Linked DNA regions of Homo sapiens: region 2 is linked to region 1. The links are chromatin loops, found by intact Hi-C in ENCODE. Cell type or tissue: Calu3. All regions are shown on one strand.

Region 1 (8,000 bases):
CTTGCATCTCTTACTTCCCTGATTCTTCCCTTGGGGTGGGCTGTCCACATGCACAGTGGTCTGCTAGTGCTTGGGAGGGGAGCCTGTGCAGTGTGTTTACTGGACTTGTACACATGCTCACTTGAGGCATTCTTCCCTTACTAGCTGAATCTTCCTAGAAGGTCATATACCAGTTAAACTCTGCCATTCTGCCTCTTAATGTGCACACTTGAGCCCACTCACCCAGCTCCTGAGATCTTATTAAGAAGCTGCCGATCACCAGTTTCAGGTTTCCTCTACTGGGAGACTGCCTTGCCCTGGCGCCAGCTATGACCAATTATTATTTTAGAGAGACAGTTAATAACCACCTGACCATCACCTGACAGTCACCTGACACTCCTGGTTGGGGGTGGGGAGGAGGAGCCCTCTCCTGCACTGCTGTTGCCTGACTAGCTACCTACTGTAACAGTATCATTCAGAATAGTTTTGCCATCCTAAAAAATCTCCTGGGCTTTACCTATCCAGCCCTTCCCCACTGGCTCCCTGCAACACTGGCAACCACTGATCTGCTTACCATATCTATAGTTTTACCTTTTCCAACATGTCATGTAAATTGAATCGTATAATACATAGCCTTTTTCAGGTTGGCTTCTTTCATTTAGAACTTGCATTTAAAATTCATCCATATTTTGCGTGACTTGCTAGCTCATTCCTTTTCATTACTCAATAATATTTAGTTGTATGGGTGTTCCACAGTTTGTTTATCAACGGACCTATTGAAGGACATCTTGGTTATTCTAGTTTTTGGCAATTATGAATAAAGCTGTCATAAACATTTGCATGCAGGTTTTTATGTGGACATATGTTTTCAAATCAGTTGGTAAATATCTGGGAGCACAATTGCTGTTTAGTATGGTAATAATCTATTTAGCTTTGTAAGAAACAACCAAACTATCTTCCCAAAGTGGCTGTAAATTTTGCATTTCCACCAGCAATGGATGAGAGTTCTTGTTGCTCTGCATCCTCACCAGTAGTTGGAATTGTTAGTTTGTTTGGATTCTAGTCATTTAGCCATAGGTATGTACTGGTGTTGCTTTCTTGTTTTAATTTGCATTTCCCTAATGATAAATGATGTTGAACATCTTTTTTATATGCTTATTGGCCATCTGTATATCTTCTGTAGTGGAGTATCTGTTTCAGATCTTTCGCCCATTTGTTAAGTGGGTTGTTTGCTTTCTTAATGTTGAGTTTTAAGAGGTTTTCGTGTATTTTAGATACAAGTCCTTTATCAGACATATGTTTTACAAAATATTTTTCTCCCAGTCTGTAGCTTTTTTTTGTTTCATTCTGTTCACATTGCTTTCACAGAGCAGAATTTTAACATTTTCACAAAATCCAAAATGAAGAAGAAAGGAGAAGAATATCACTGTAGCTCTAGAGGTAGAACTGGAATCCAAGATTTTTTCTTCAGAAGAAGGAACATAAGAGGCATGGGCAGATTTTATTATATACTGAAATCACCATCACCCTCAGCATCAACCTAAACTTTCCTCTTAAAATGACATTCTTCTCATAGTCACATCTGTCGTAGGGCATTTGTGATATGTACTATTCTCATCATTGTTAATTTCTAATTTTTAAAAAAATTGCAGTGTTAATTCTCTTCTTGATTCAATAAATGAGAGCAGGAACTATATACTTTTGCCTTTTTGTAATTGTATTGATGCATGATCTTTTTATTTTTTAGTAGGTGTTTTATTAGTATTGAAAATAAAGGTGTATTTTATGATTATGTGTATAAACTGATTTATATTTTTTATTGGCCTGTCAAAAAGAGAAAGAGGTATGTTAAAATGTCCCATTGATATTGTACTTCTGTCCATTTCTCCTAATTTATAGCAGATTTCACTTTTTGTATTTTGATATAATGTTATCTGATGAATAAAAATTCATGACAGTTTTATATTCATTGTGAAATATCCTTTCTGACAGGATATCTTTATCTCATTTAATATTTCTACTTTAATTTCTATATTTGTTGTTAGTAATGGAATTCTTTCTTATTGTCTTTGCCTGATATGTTTGCCCACGTTTTAATTTTTTAATGTATTTTTTATTTAGTAATTTCATAGTAGGTGGGTGTTTGGAAAATGTCACGTAGGTGGATTTCCCTTCTCTTATACAATCTAAAGATACTCTCTTTTAATGAAGGGGATTCCCCCAATTGCATTTATATTCATGAACATATTTGATCATTATTTCACCACCTTTTCTAAAATTTCTCCTTATGTTTCCTTCCTCCCTCCCTCCCCCTCCCTCCCTTCCTTCCTTTTTTCCTTCCTTCCTTTTTAATGCCTTTTATTATATGACTATATGATTTTTACTTTTACCTTCTCCAATATTTTTGAAGGAATCTATCATTATTTTAAATCTTTTTTTTTTTTTTTTTTTTTGTGAGACAGAGTCTCACTCTGTCGCCCAGGCTGAAGTGCAGTGATACCATCTCGGCTCACTGCAAGCTCCGCCTCCTGGGTTCACGCCATTCTCCGGCCTCAGCCTCCCGAGTAGCTGGGGTGGCCGCCCGCCACCACGCCCGGCTAATGTTTTGTAGTTTTAGTAGAGACGGGGGTTTCACCGTGTTAGCCAGGATGGTCTCGATCTCCTGACCTCGTGATCCACCCGCCTCGGCCTCCCAAAGTGCTGGGATTGCAGGCGTGAGCCACTGCGCCTGGTCTATTTTAAATCTATTAATTGTTACTTTAGTTTAGAAATCTTCTCCAACCCAGAGATGGCCAGTGTGTAATGTCATTCTCTCCTTTTCCAGTGAAGACCGTATAAATGAATCAGAGCAGTTTCCCATTGAGCCTGATATGACCCCAGCAAAGCCCTAGGGCAGTCATTGCCAATTAAGAAGGGTTGGAACACAAGCTGAAATCTACTTCCCATTCTTACTTTTTTCTATTTATTGAGTTAAGCCAGTTGATCCCAAATGTTGCTGCACATTGGAAGTGGCAGAGGAGCTTTCGGGCACCCCATACCAATTAAACGAAACCATCGGAGGGTGAAAGCCAGGCATCAGTGGTTCATAAAGATCCCCAGCTGATTCCAATGCACAACATTTGACAACTATTGAGTTTAAGAACAATTTTAGATTGTTCTTAAACTCAGTATTTTAAGACTTACCCTGCCACCTCTCTGTCATCACTCATGTAATCAAAACGAAAGTGAACTTTTTTGCTCTCCCTCTCCCTTTTCTTCTTTCCCTTCTATCTTCCCACCCGCTCTTCTTTTTTCCTTCCAACCATTATATATCTTCTAATTTAAAAATGAGTTTTGAAATTGGCATCCACTTTTATAATAACATTTACAAAAATTAATTTGGATATCTCTCAATTCTAAATGGTTGAATGTTTGCAGCCAGATGGTTTATACAATTATCTTCATATTTCGAAACTTTGAAAATTTTGTTTTTTCTCTCAGGCATTTCAATTACAGCTTCAAATAATTTTTTCTAAGAAGTTCACATGAATGATACATTGCATATTTGTGAGTAATTTCTTCTGTTGCCTTCACACACAAAATTTGGCTACGTACAAAATTCTTACATGATAATTGTTTCTTTTTTTTTTTTTTTTTTTTTTTTTGACGGAGTTTCACTCTGTCGCCCAGGCTGGAGTGCAATAGCACAATCTTGGCTCACTGCAACCTCTGCCCCCCCCGGGTTCAAGTGATTCTCCTGCCTCAGCCTCCCGAGTAGCTGGGATTCTAGGCATGTGCCACCACGCCCGGCTAATTTTGTATTTTTAGTAGAGACGGGGTTTCTCCATGTTGGTCAGGCTGCTCTTGAGCTCCCGACCTCAGGTGATCCACCTGCCTTGGCCTCCCAAAGTGCTGGGATTACAGGCGTGAGCCACCATGCCCGGCCATTGTTTATTTTTAAAATTCTATAGACATTAGTCCACTGTCTTCTGGTATGTCAAGTTGCAGAAAAGGTATTTGAGGTCAGTCTTATTTGCATTCCTTTCAATCTATTCATTTATTTTGCCAAGAGGCTCATAAATCCCCTTCATTCTTTTAAGTTTTCAAGTTTGGCCAGGATGTACTTTCATTTGGGTCTTTCAAAATTCATTTTGCTTCGAGGTAGTGGGTGCTTTCAATCAGTAAGTACAGATCTTTTTTTTCAGCTCAGAAATGTTTTTCTCGTCTTCGCTTTGGTTTCTCTTCTATTTATACTGATCTAAGAACACCAGTGATCTGTGTTTGCTCTCCATCACATATCTTCCATATCTATCCTCTGTTTGCCATTTAAATCTCTTTGATTTTGCTTCTGCAATCCAGGAACACTTTTCAAGTTTAACTTTCATATGACTAATTCGAAGTTTCACAGCATCATTCAGATTTTTTCTAACACTCATGTAAATTACATTTTTCCATTGCATTTTATACCCAAGGCTTTTTTATGTTTTTGTTTGTTTCTTTGTTCCATTTTTAGGGCACCCTGTTCTTGTTTCATGTATACAAATCTTTTATATTTTGAAAGATACTAATTACAGTTTACTTTGTAATGTTTTCTTTTCCCTGCACATTGCCTTTTTCATCCAGGTTCCTTTTTTCTCTTGTTTTCTCCTCCCCCGCTCCCCACCATACTACCTGCTTTTCTTGGATTTATGGAAAACCTTGATTGTTTGCTTATGTTAAAGAGCAGAGGGCTAAACAGCTGCCTGAAACTCTGAGTGCCTAGATGCAGACTGTCCTCTGTGAATCACTGAAGAGTGCTTACCATTCCCATTGTCAATACAGTGATCGCTTAGTATAAGCAGGGATTGGTCCAAAACTCCTGTGGAACCAAAATCCACAGATGCTCAAGTCCTCTGTATAAAATGGAGTGTAGTATTTGCATATAACCTGTGCACACCCTCCTGTTTAACTCATCTTTACATTACTTATAATACCTAATACAATGTAAATGCTATGCAAATATTTGTTATATTTTATTGGGTTTTTTTATGTGCACCATTTTTTTTCCTGAATATTTGCAATCTGCAGTTCGTTGAATCTGTGGATGAGGAACCACAAAAAAGGAGAGCCAACTATATGTTGGGGGCTTTCAGCACCATGGGCTGATCATGTCCCCTAGAGAAGACTCATCCATCTCTTTCATGAGAAATAAAGTTCCATTCTGGGAGCCAATGGAAGAAGAAACTAGTGCTCAGCAGTCAGTATGCAAACAGATACTTAATCTTCCTATTTTTGGTACAAAACCTGAGAGTTCTCCATTGTTGTCTTTAAGCTGAGAGTTTCTATTTTACCCTGTCTATAATATAAACCTCCAGGCTTCTGCTGGGGATAAGAGATGGCATCCAGTGGCAATCTAAGGGAGAGGGAAGGCACAGAGATCTAGTTTCTTCCTAATTTTCTCAATCCTCCTAATCTTTTGTCCTGCACTCTTTCATCCTGGCTTCTAGAAGGACTAGTGCTGCTAATTTCTGAGTCTCTGGAGGGGGACTGCAGTGTAAATTGGGTTAGTTCTCAGCTTTCCCTACCTACAGTTGAGGATTCCGCTTTCTCAGATCTGTTAAGTCTGTTTCCATATGTCTGTCTGTTTTATGGCATCAAAATTTTGCCACTTTTTCTTTTCTTCCGTTTTCTGTACCTATGTGGGCTGCTATATGAAAACAAGACCAAACAAAATCTCTCTATTATAGTGTTATAAGGGTTTGCCGAGGGAGCAAAATTAGATGTGTTTGTTCAAAGCTCCATCTTTACCTGGAAGTCCCATTTAGATCTTTTTAGATCTTTGGGGCTCCTTGTTAATTTCACTAATCTAAATTATAATTTCACCTTTAATCTGAGCTATCTTTCTCCTTAAGCTCCTAATTTCTAGTGGCCTGTCTTTTGGCATTCTTTCAAGGATTCCCAATGGTTTCTTGATAATATCTTCTTAATCGTGTCATAGATCATTTTCAGAGATGAACTCCTTTGAGCCAAATATTCCCATTTCTTTATGCTATAATGTTTTCACCAGCCTCATTTGTGTTTCTAGTATCTTTACCGATGCTAGAACATGGATAAATATATCCAGACTTCATGTTTATCAAGACAGGGTGAGTGAATTACTCTCTTTGCCTAGCTGTTTGATGGTTGAACTCCCTTCTCAGATCTTGAGCTGGAGGGAAGGTTGACACAAATATCTTCTAGTCTAATTTTCTGTCCCTATCAGAGTTTTTAGGGTGTCACTGCTCTATCAGGGTGTCATTTCCTCCATCACCTACTGCCTGGTTATTTGGTATTCAAGTCGGCTTACTGCTTGAAAAACAAGAGATTGTGCTGCTGCAATGATTGTTATCTGCCTATTTCTTCCCATAGACTTTACCTATGAGGATTTTAAGATCTTCCTCTCCCAGCTTATCTATGCTGCTGCCTCTTCTCCCTCCTCCTGTCCAGTCTATCTCACAAATGCAGTTGTTTACAGGGGTTTTCATTCTCAACATGGATGTAGAAGGATAAGATGGGAAGGAGGGCCAAGGCCAACAGGACTCTGCTTATTTCATAGAATAACATCATATAGTAAAGGTGGAAAAAATACTTAGCTTTTCTAATTGGGCCATAAAAACATCTTTCTTTTTAAAAAATCATCTCTATGAAACCTGAGTAGATGTTTCTCATCCAGATCTATTTCCTTATAATGCACATCAAATTTTTTTTCAATTCTGGCATGAGTTTTCTTGCCCATCTTAGTTTTGGAGCAGAAATCTGAGCTTTTAGTTTTTCTGTGGCTTCATGAAACACTTGCCCTACTTCCCAACTCAGCATATAGGCTTAGTTCAGAAGCTCGTCCCCTCCTGGTCACAAGATGATGACACCTTTCAGGGTATGTCTTCTTATAACCATATCCGAAGGTAGGAAAGGCAGCTTCTCCCTCAGTGTGTCTTTTTATCAGAGGGGAAAATCTTAACCAGGAGCTTCCCAGCATCCTTCTTTTGGGGTTCCATTGGCCATGATTAAGCCATATGTCCAGGGGAGTCTGCAAGAGCCATTATCTAGCATTTTCAGTGTGTGTGCACATGATGGTGGAGGGGGTTATTTGCAGTAAGGGTGAAGGTGACAAGGAATGGCTGTTACATAAGCAACAAACAGTCCTTGCTACCAGCCTATGAAAATCATTGCATTCTACATAAGTATGTTGTAGTTGCTGACTAGAACAAATCAAAGTCATCTTTATGTGAGAAAGATTTGTGTCATTTCCATACCTGGTATAGCCCTCCTCCTTCGTGAGCAAGATCAACATAGACATTGTCAATCACATAAAAAATTCATTTTGTTTCCAGTTTTATTCAGGCTTCTGAGAAGCTCTGAGACAAATTTATGATCCATCACTGGTAAGTAAGCATTATTTCTCATGGTCTACATTTTCTAAACTTCCAGCTTCATTGAACTTCCCCACCCTTAATTTTCCCTAAACTCTTCTCATGTAATCTTATTTTATTTCATTTTGACCCACTGTATATATTTTCAAGAGTATTCTTACATCTTAAGTCCTTTTGGAACAAGGCCAAGTCTAAATAATAATTTATTAACTACTGATGTTTTTATAACCTGGTATTAAATTATACTCGAGAATTGGGACTGTGTTTTGCTGATCTTTATGTATCCTATGTTTCCTTGTCTATAGTAGCACCCAATAAATGTTCATGGAATTGAATTGATTCATCCCCAGGGCTACTCGAGTCCACCAATCCTCTAAATGTGGTCTTCCTTTAATTTTCTAGGGGATTTTAGGATTACAGGCATCAACCAGTTGATCTTGTATGCACAGACAGATAACTGGAAAACAGTCCTTTCCATGCATGTGGTTCAACGTGTGAATTCTTGGACTGGCCTGAGATTGTTATATCAAACAAATGCTTACAAGTATTGATCTGATTTGACAGAATAGCAGCTCAGCCAAACCAGCACACAGCTGCCAGAGTCACACTGGGCCACAACAGCTGGAGACAGACATAGGAAACTAGAAATTATTC
Region 2 (8,000 bases), 270 kb before region 1:
TGTAGGAATTAAACATACAAATATGAAGACTGTCAAACAAGATATTCCTAGATAAAACTAGAGGGGTTCAGTCCTACTTTTCCTTTCTTCTCTGCTACTTATTTCATAAGTCCTTTCTCATGTCAAAAGAGTCTAGCAACTCTGGCTGCCTTAATTGCAAGAAATACACTAATAAATAAGTCACATTAGGAAATTAGAAGCTTAATATTTTACTCCTAAGCATTATTATTGTAAAAGAAGTTGCTTATAAATGACTTCATAATGCAAAGAAATGTTTCTAGGAGTTAAGAGTTCCCAACCCAAACTTTCAGGTGACACTGTCACTGTTGCAGTTGTGGACATGTCCACTAAGAGTGTGATCACAGTGTTCCAACCACTCTGAATAGCACTTTATCCATATTAACTCATTGACCTAAATCATCACTATAACCCAATAAAATATAATTTTATACATGTAGAAGCTGAGACTGAAATTACTAGTCAGAGGTCCCTCCAGTGGTACATGGCAGATATGGGTTTCCAATCCAGGTCTTTGTGATCCAAGGGTCTGTGCCCTTTCCACTGCACACACTCCATGCCACAGCACTATTCAGGGCACACTGTTCCCTCTATATGCTAGTTTGTGATCCCGGGTGAAAATTCTAGGACATAAACATGGCCCAGTAAGAAGAGCAGCAGTTCAGATAAGAAATGTTTTTGCAAAAAGAGACAATAAACAAGAAAACGTTCTCTCCACTGTCCATGGGCATTGGAAGAAATAACTTTGGAGAAAGCACAATTACATGGTTAAAAATGTTGGAAATAGAAATTGCTCTGCCATAAAGACTCATGCACGTGTATGTTCATCATAGCACTATTCACAATCACAAAGACATGGAATCAACCTAGATGCCTATCAACAGTGGACTGGCTAAAGGAAATGTGGTACATATACATCACAGAATACTGTGCAGCCAGAAAAAGAATGAGATCATGTCCTTTGCAACAACGTGAATGGAGCTGGAGGCCATTATCCTAAGCAACTTAACACAGGAACAGAAAACCAAATACTGCATACTGTCACTTATAAGTGGAAGCTGAACATTGAGTACACATGGACACAAAGAAGGGAACAGCAGACATCAGGGCCTCCTTGAGGGTGGAGAGTGGGAGTTACCTCTTGAGTGTTACACTGGTTACTTGGGTGACAAAATTGTCTGTACACCAAACCCCTGCAACACACAATTTACCCATGTAACAAACCTGCACATGTACCCCTTGAACCTAAACTAAAAGTTGGAAAGTTTAAAAAAAGAAAAAAAAATGTTGGAAAGCATTCCACATGCTTGTACATTCATGCTAGTTGCCTTGGCTTGGCTTATGTGGATATGCAAATTGGGTCTGTCCATCTCCCCAAAAAGACCTAGTCTGCCCTGCAAGACTGATTTTTACCTGGGAAAGCAACAGAAAAAAGATGGCATTTCAACTATGTCTAGAAGAAAGAAGAATTGTTAGGCAAAGTAAAGGGTCATAGTCACTTCTGTGATTTAAGTTCATCTACAGTCACAGGCTAAAGGAGGCTTGAAAGAATCAAGATGAGATTAAAGTATCATCAGGAGAGGCCAGCTGATTTCCACAGAAGGCTTGAGGTTGTACCATTTACCTGTATAAATTTACCCCAGACTTAATGTAACCCCTAACTCTGCAAGCTTTCCAGAAGGAAGAATAATATCACAACAGCTTTCCAAAAGAGGAACCCTGGGAAGGGAGATGGAACATTTGGAACATTTGAGAAATCTGGAAGGCCGTGGAGAGAAAAAACTTTGGCATGGGTTTTTAAAGGAGAAATTTTATAAAAGGTTTGGAAAGAAGTATATAAAGTCCAAATAAAAATAGTTTGGACAGAGATAATGAAGTTTAAGGGACGAAAGAACTTAACACATACTGCACACTGACATATTGGCCAAATCTAATGTAATGTTAGCATTATGCTAAAATGGCATGTTCCTGCCACTTTCAGTTCAGCCCTCACAACTCAGTCCAAAGAGACACACACCACTACACGCAGGACTTCCCATTCACTGAATAATATTCCATTGTCTGGATGTACCATCATTTATTCAGTCTCTCACCTACTGAGGAACACCTTGGTTGCTTCCAAGTTTTGGCCATTATGAGTAAAGCTGCTATAAATATACATGTGCAGATTTTTGTGTGAACATAAGTTTTCAACTCCTTTGAGTAAATATCAGGGAGCACAATTGCTGGATCATACAGTCAGGGTATGTTTAGCTTCTTTAAAAACTGCCAAACTGTCTTCCAAAGTGGCTGTTTCATTTTGCGTTCCCACCAGTAATGAACGAGTTCCTGTTGCTCCACGTTCTCAATAGCATTTGGTGTTGTCAGTGTCCTGGGTCTTGGCCACTCTAATAGATGTGCAGTAGTAACTCACTGTTGTTTTAATTTGCATTTCCCTGATGACATATGATGTGGATCATCTTTTCATGTGCTTATTTACCATCTGTACCTCTTTGTTGAGGTGTCTGTTCAGGTCTTTGGCCCATTTCTTAATTGGGTTTTTCATTTTCTTATTGGAAAGTTAAAAATATTCTTTGCATATTTTAGATAACACGTTTTTATCAGGTGCCTTTTGCAAATATGTTCTTCCAGTCTTTGGCTTATCATCTCATTCTCTCCACCGTGTGTTTCACAAAACAGAAATTCTTAGTTTTATGAAAATCCAGGTAATCAATTATTTCTTTAATGTACTGTGCCTTTGGTGTTGTACCTAAAAAGTCATTGCCATACTCAAGGTCATCTAGGTTTTCTCCTATGTCCTAAGAGTTTTACAGTTGTGCATGGTACATGTAGGTCTATCCATTTTAGGCTTTGTCAATACCTGTAGTTTAAAAAGCTGACTTCAAGAACTTGATGAGGCAGTAAAACTTACTTTATTAAATCTCAACTTTTGATTACATGTCTTTTCAATATTCTGTGTGATAAAATGAAGTGTACCTATAAAGCACTTCTGCTGCATTCCAAAGTATGAGAGTTACCTTCAGGAAAAAAAATGCATGCACTATTTTCATTGTCAAACTGAACCAGTAGTTTTTTCATGGAACAGCATTTTCACTTCAAAAACTGACTGACAGAGAAACCACGGTTATTCAGATTTGGGTATTTGGCAGACGCTGTCTAAAAAGTAAACACAGTAAGCCTGTCGCTTCAAGGATAACAACTGACAGTGCTCATTGCCAACGTAAAATTCAAACTTTCAAGCAGAAGTTGGGGTTTGGATAAACTATACACCACACTGAGCTTGACAATTTCCCAATTTTTCTGATTTTTCTGATGAGACTGATGGTGATAAGCAAATATGATATTTTAATACTGTACAATGAGATGTGTCAGCGTTTGGAAGATTAGCATAAGTCAGTCAACCAATGTTTTTCAAATGACCAATGTGTGTTATAACAAGTTACAAACTCATTCATGTATAAAAGAGGCATTCAAAGGACAAGACAGACAAATGGATTTTAATGTGACAGAATAGGAAAAGCATTGATATGATTTTAGATTCCGCATTGCAACTAACCTTTAAGAAACCACCAATTGCTGAGTTTTGGTGTAGTATCAAAGGAGAACATCCAGAATTATCTGAAAAGACTATGAAAATATTCATCCCTTTTCCAACTACCTGTTTGTGAGGGCCAGAATTTCTTTCTATACTTAAAAGAAAAATAACATATTAAAAAAAGATTGAACGCTAAAGCAGATATGAAGATCTAACTATCTTCTACATTAAGACAAACATTAAGATCTGCAAAAATGTAAAACACCACTCTTAATAAATTCTGTCTTGGAAAAACATTTACCTCACATAAAAGTGAGTAATTTGCGTGTATTAGGCCGTTCTTGCATTGCTATAAAGAAATACCTGAGATTGCATAATTTATAAAGAAAGAGTTTTAATTGGCTCATGGTTCTGCAGGATATAGAGGAAGCATAACACAAGCATCTGCTTCTGGGAAAACCTCAGGAAGCTTCCAATCATGGCAGAAGGTGAAGCGGGAGGAGGAGCAGGAGCAAGAGAGAGAGAATGAGGAGGTACCACACACTTTTAAACAACCAGATCTTGTGAGAACTATCACCAGGACAGCACCAAGAGGATGGTACTAAACCACTCATGAGAAACTGCCCCCATGATTTAAATATCCCCCAACAGGCCCCACCTCCAACAATGGGGATTACAATTCAACATAAAATTTGGGTGGGGACACAGACCTAGACCATATCACTGTGTTAACATGAAGTGAGTTTTGGCATTATTTTAAAATGAAGTGACTATTTTTGTAATATCTCAGTTTTAGTTTCCAATACAGTAAATATTAGTAGATATAACTCACATAAACAGAAGCTCCATAGCTGGGCTGTCCACATGGTGGTGACTAGTCACATGTGGCCCCTGAACCCTTGAAATATGATTAGTCTGAATTGAGATATACTCTAAGTATAAAATATATATTGGATTTTAAAGACAGTATAAAAAAATGTAATATTGCTCGATTTTTATATTAGTTACATGTTAAAAATATTTTGGATTTATTGGGAAATATCAGCTTTACGTTTTTAAACTTACTGTAGCTACTAGAAACTTTTAAATTGCATATGTAGCTTGTATTTTTGATTTGCATTATATTTCTATTGGACAGTACTAGTCTATAAAGTCCTCAATTTTTAAGTGTGTAAAAAGGTCATGAGACTAATGGTTAAGGAACTGCTGCTCTATAGAGACACGAATCAGTTAAAAAAAAAATCCAAACCTATAAATCTAGACATTTAAGGGGCCCAACAAGACACAGAATTACCTCACAGGGAAAACCACCACCAATCACGAAGGACAGACTAGAGACTCACTCAAATATGAACAATGTAAGGTTCACCCAGCATTTGTGGGAATCCTGTACCATAAAAGCCAGAGGAGACTAACATAAATAAAAAGAAAAAATAAATAACCCTAAGGAAAGATCAATAAGGCAAACAGCAGAAGAAAACTTCAAAAAGACTTTTATACCCTCAGAGAAATGAACAAATATTGCACCCATACAATAGCTATGCTTAAAAGGAATAAAACAAAGTTCATAAAGCAACAAAGAGCTCTTAAAAATAAAACTTTTGATGGCAAAATTTAAAGTCAATAGAAAGTTAAGATAAACCTTAGAAAATGTTACAGAGAATACAACAAAAAGACAAAGAAAGGGAAAATAGGTGGCCAAAAAAAAGAAAATTAGAAGAGTGCTCCAGAAGGTCCAAAACGCAATAACAGAACCAGAAAGAGAACAACTGAAAAACTGTGTGTCTTGAGAATAGGCGAAGGATAAAGAAATAATGTTTCCCAAAACTGAAAATCTACAGATTGAAAGGCTCTAATAAATGCTCAAAGTGCACAGGACAATAAATGGTTTAAAAACCCACAGACATCATGAAATTTCAAAGAACTGGAGGCGGAAAATGCAGAGGCTTGGAGGTACAAGGCAGGTAAAAGGTGGCCTTCTCAACAATAATACTGAAAACTGAAAATAATAGCATACTGCCTTCAAAATTCTGAAAGAGAATGACTTCAACCTAGAATTTCAAACCTTTGTAATAAAGCATGAGTAAAGAATAGACATTTTCAGACATAAATGTCAAAAAAAATATATCTCCTGAGAATCCTTTCCCAGAAATTGACCAGACATGTCTGAAATATATTTAAAGAAATATCACTAAACAAACAAAATGAAACCATTATAAAACCAGGGAAAGAGAAAAAAAATACATGTACAAGTATCCTGTGTGACTCAGCTTTCAACAATATTTTATCATCATACTAATACAAAAACTGAATACTGATCTCACCAACATTTTTAATTAATGAAGCAGGATGCATAGGAAGAGAGAATGAGGGATGGGAACTGGGAAGAAAAAATAAAAAAGAACTAAACTATTATTTATCATAGATCACCTGAAAAGGTCTTAATATTAAAAATCAAGAAATATTCACTCAAGCATATTGCTGATAAATGAGAAGAAACACAAGTTGAAAGTGGTTGCTTCCAAAGAGTAGGGAGGGGTGGGTGGGGCATGGCATTGCTGATATTTGTTAAAAACCTTGTAATACATGCAGTTTTACATGTCTTACTTCAGTGAGTTTAAAATAAATTTAAAATATTTAAAATATCAATAAGAGGAATACACACTTAACTTTATAAATACATATTAACAAAATACAGATATATACATGCACAGACAATTGCAAAGAAAATTGGAAGTTGTAAATTTTTGTTGACAAAGCAAACCAATCTATGAAAAGCTAAGAAGATCAAAGAAATGTATTTGTAAATTTTGAGAATTTCCCATCCAATTTTTGTTCTAAACTAAACATAACTGGGAAGAAAAGACAGTCTCCTATCTAACGTTTCACCAGAGATCACAAACTGGGCACCCGCAGGCTGATGCAGTCCACCTACAGGTCTATACTCCTTGGGCTATATGGTTTGTTGTTGTTCCTGTTGCTTAAAAATCAGGCCAAACTGCAAAAGAACCAGGCTGCCATCTCATCTGGTAAAAGCAAAAGTCGGGCCACTGGTGGCCTGCATTCTACATCGAGGCAACAACCAGCTGCTGCTGAGCTGGGACATCCCAGTGTCTACAACATTTAGTATCTCACATCTCACACCAAATAGTGTGTATTTCTCTGCACATACTCCTATAAATAAGAAACAGAAGACAGATCAAGAAGATCTCATATTTCAAGAATAATCAATATGACATCTGTGTAGAAATGAAGGAAATTCTCACTGTCTAAAATGCAACAGATGCATATTTCACCAGTTACTTGTCTAACTCCTGAAATGATCTGAGTCTGAGACTCCTGGTTTAAAAGTCAATAGGCTTTGAACAGACTCAACCTTAACCATCAAAGATCCACTCAATTCATTTTTGCGATATCCTGCAAGCTTGCACATATATATAGATATAGATATAGATTTATATAGTTGTTGTTGTTCCTATACCCTACACAACTTTTAGATATGGGATGTACGCAAATGGATTTTTAAAAGTGGATCAGTATATTTTAAAATAATTGGAGACTTTGTCCGAATTAGTCCATACATGTATATAGTAAGAACATTAAGAATATGGGACTGCTTTCCCATTTTCTTCCTTTCGTTGTTTATATATATCTTACATATTATAATCTTACTGATGCTAAAAGTCTGCAAGTTATAAACCTTATAAAGGAGATGAGGAAGAACAGGAGAGGTCGTATAACTTTAAAACAGACTTTTTATATTAGTTTTATTTACATACCACGAGACAATCTCCAAATGACCTCTGCCTTCCAAAGTAACATTTTAACCAAAGTGACAGAGAATGGAATGCTACCTTAGAGTCGAAAGCGAGATAAAAGGTAGAAGTCCTAATCTGCTGCTGTACATAGCATTATTCATGACAAGGGTTTCCCCACTTTCTTAGACAGGGGTCAAAATGTCAGTTTTAACTATGTAGCAAATTTTAATAGGATGTTTCTAAGTAAGTACCATAGAGGGCTACAAGGATTTCTTCCTCTGTAGCACATTCGGAATGACACTAGCTGCTTCTCACCTGGTCCCAGGAGTAGTCTCCCAACCAATTTCCCTTCATCTCTGATACATTAGGACTCATGCTGAGCTAACCACTCCCCTAACAGGACTGAGATCAGAATAAGAATTTTGTTTTGTATTTACAAAACATCAAAGTATGAACAAGAAAACTCTCACTGACCTGGATATAGAATTATTCTGCCAAAAAAAAGTGCTACTCAATTCTCTGACCGCTGCTGGAGGGATGGTATGAGAGAAATGATTTCGAAAAGCAGGAAATGCAGTTTGGGAACAATCATTTTCAGTGTACATTGTAAAATGTCTTTGGAATCTTCAAAAATCTGAGTAAATTGTATCAAGCATATATCAACTGAATTTTATATACTAGAAATACTG

The links. Hi-C counts contacts between places; a loop is a spot of excess contacts. Peaks named below come from ENCODE experiments on the same cell type or tissue, not always from the same donor. Only the 100,000 strongest peaks of a DNase experiment are listed, where the experiment ranks them.
Region 2: it touches region 1 in a loop (2.4-fold over the local background); 3 of 110 quality-filtered maps call a loop at or near these places.

The regions. Positions count from the first base shown.
Region 1 is chr2:204,336,246-204,344,245 of GRCh38, reverse strand. No RefSeq gene overlaps it. Among named protein-coding and RNA genes, the nearest start is that of PARD3B, 210 kb to the left of the region's middle. In Calu3, no CTCF peak of the experiment used is centred here; a DNase peak (open chromatin) is centred at 3,875.
Region 2 is chr2:204,610,844-204,618,843 of GRCh38, reverse strand. All of the region lies in intron 1 of PARD3B (par-3 family cell polarity regulator beta), which reads right to left. Among named protein-coding and RNA genes, the nearest start is that of PARD3B, 69 kb to the right of the region's middle. In Calu3, no CTCF peak of the experiment used is centred here; no DNase peak of the experiment used is centred here.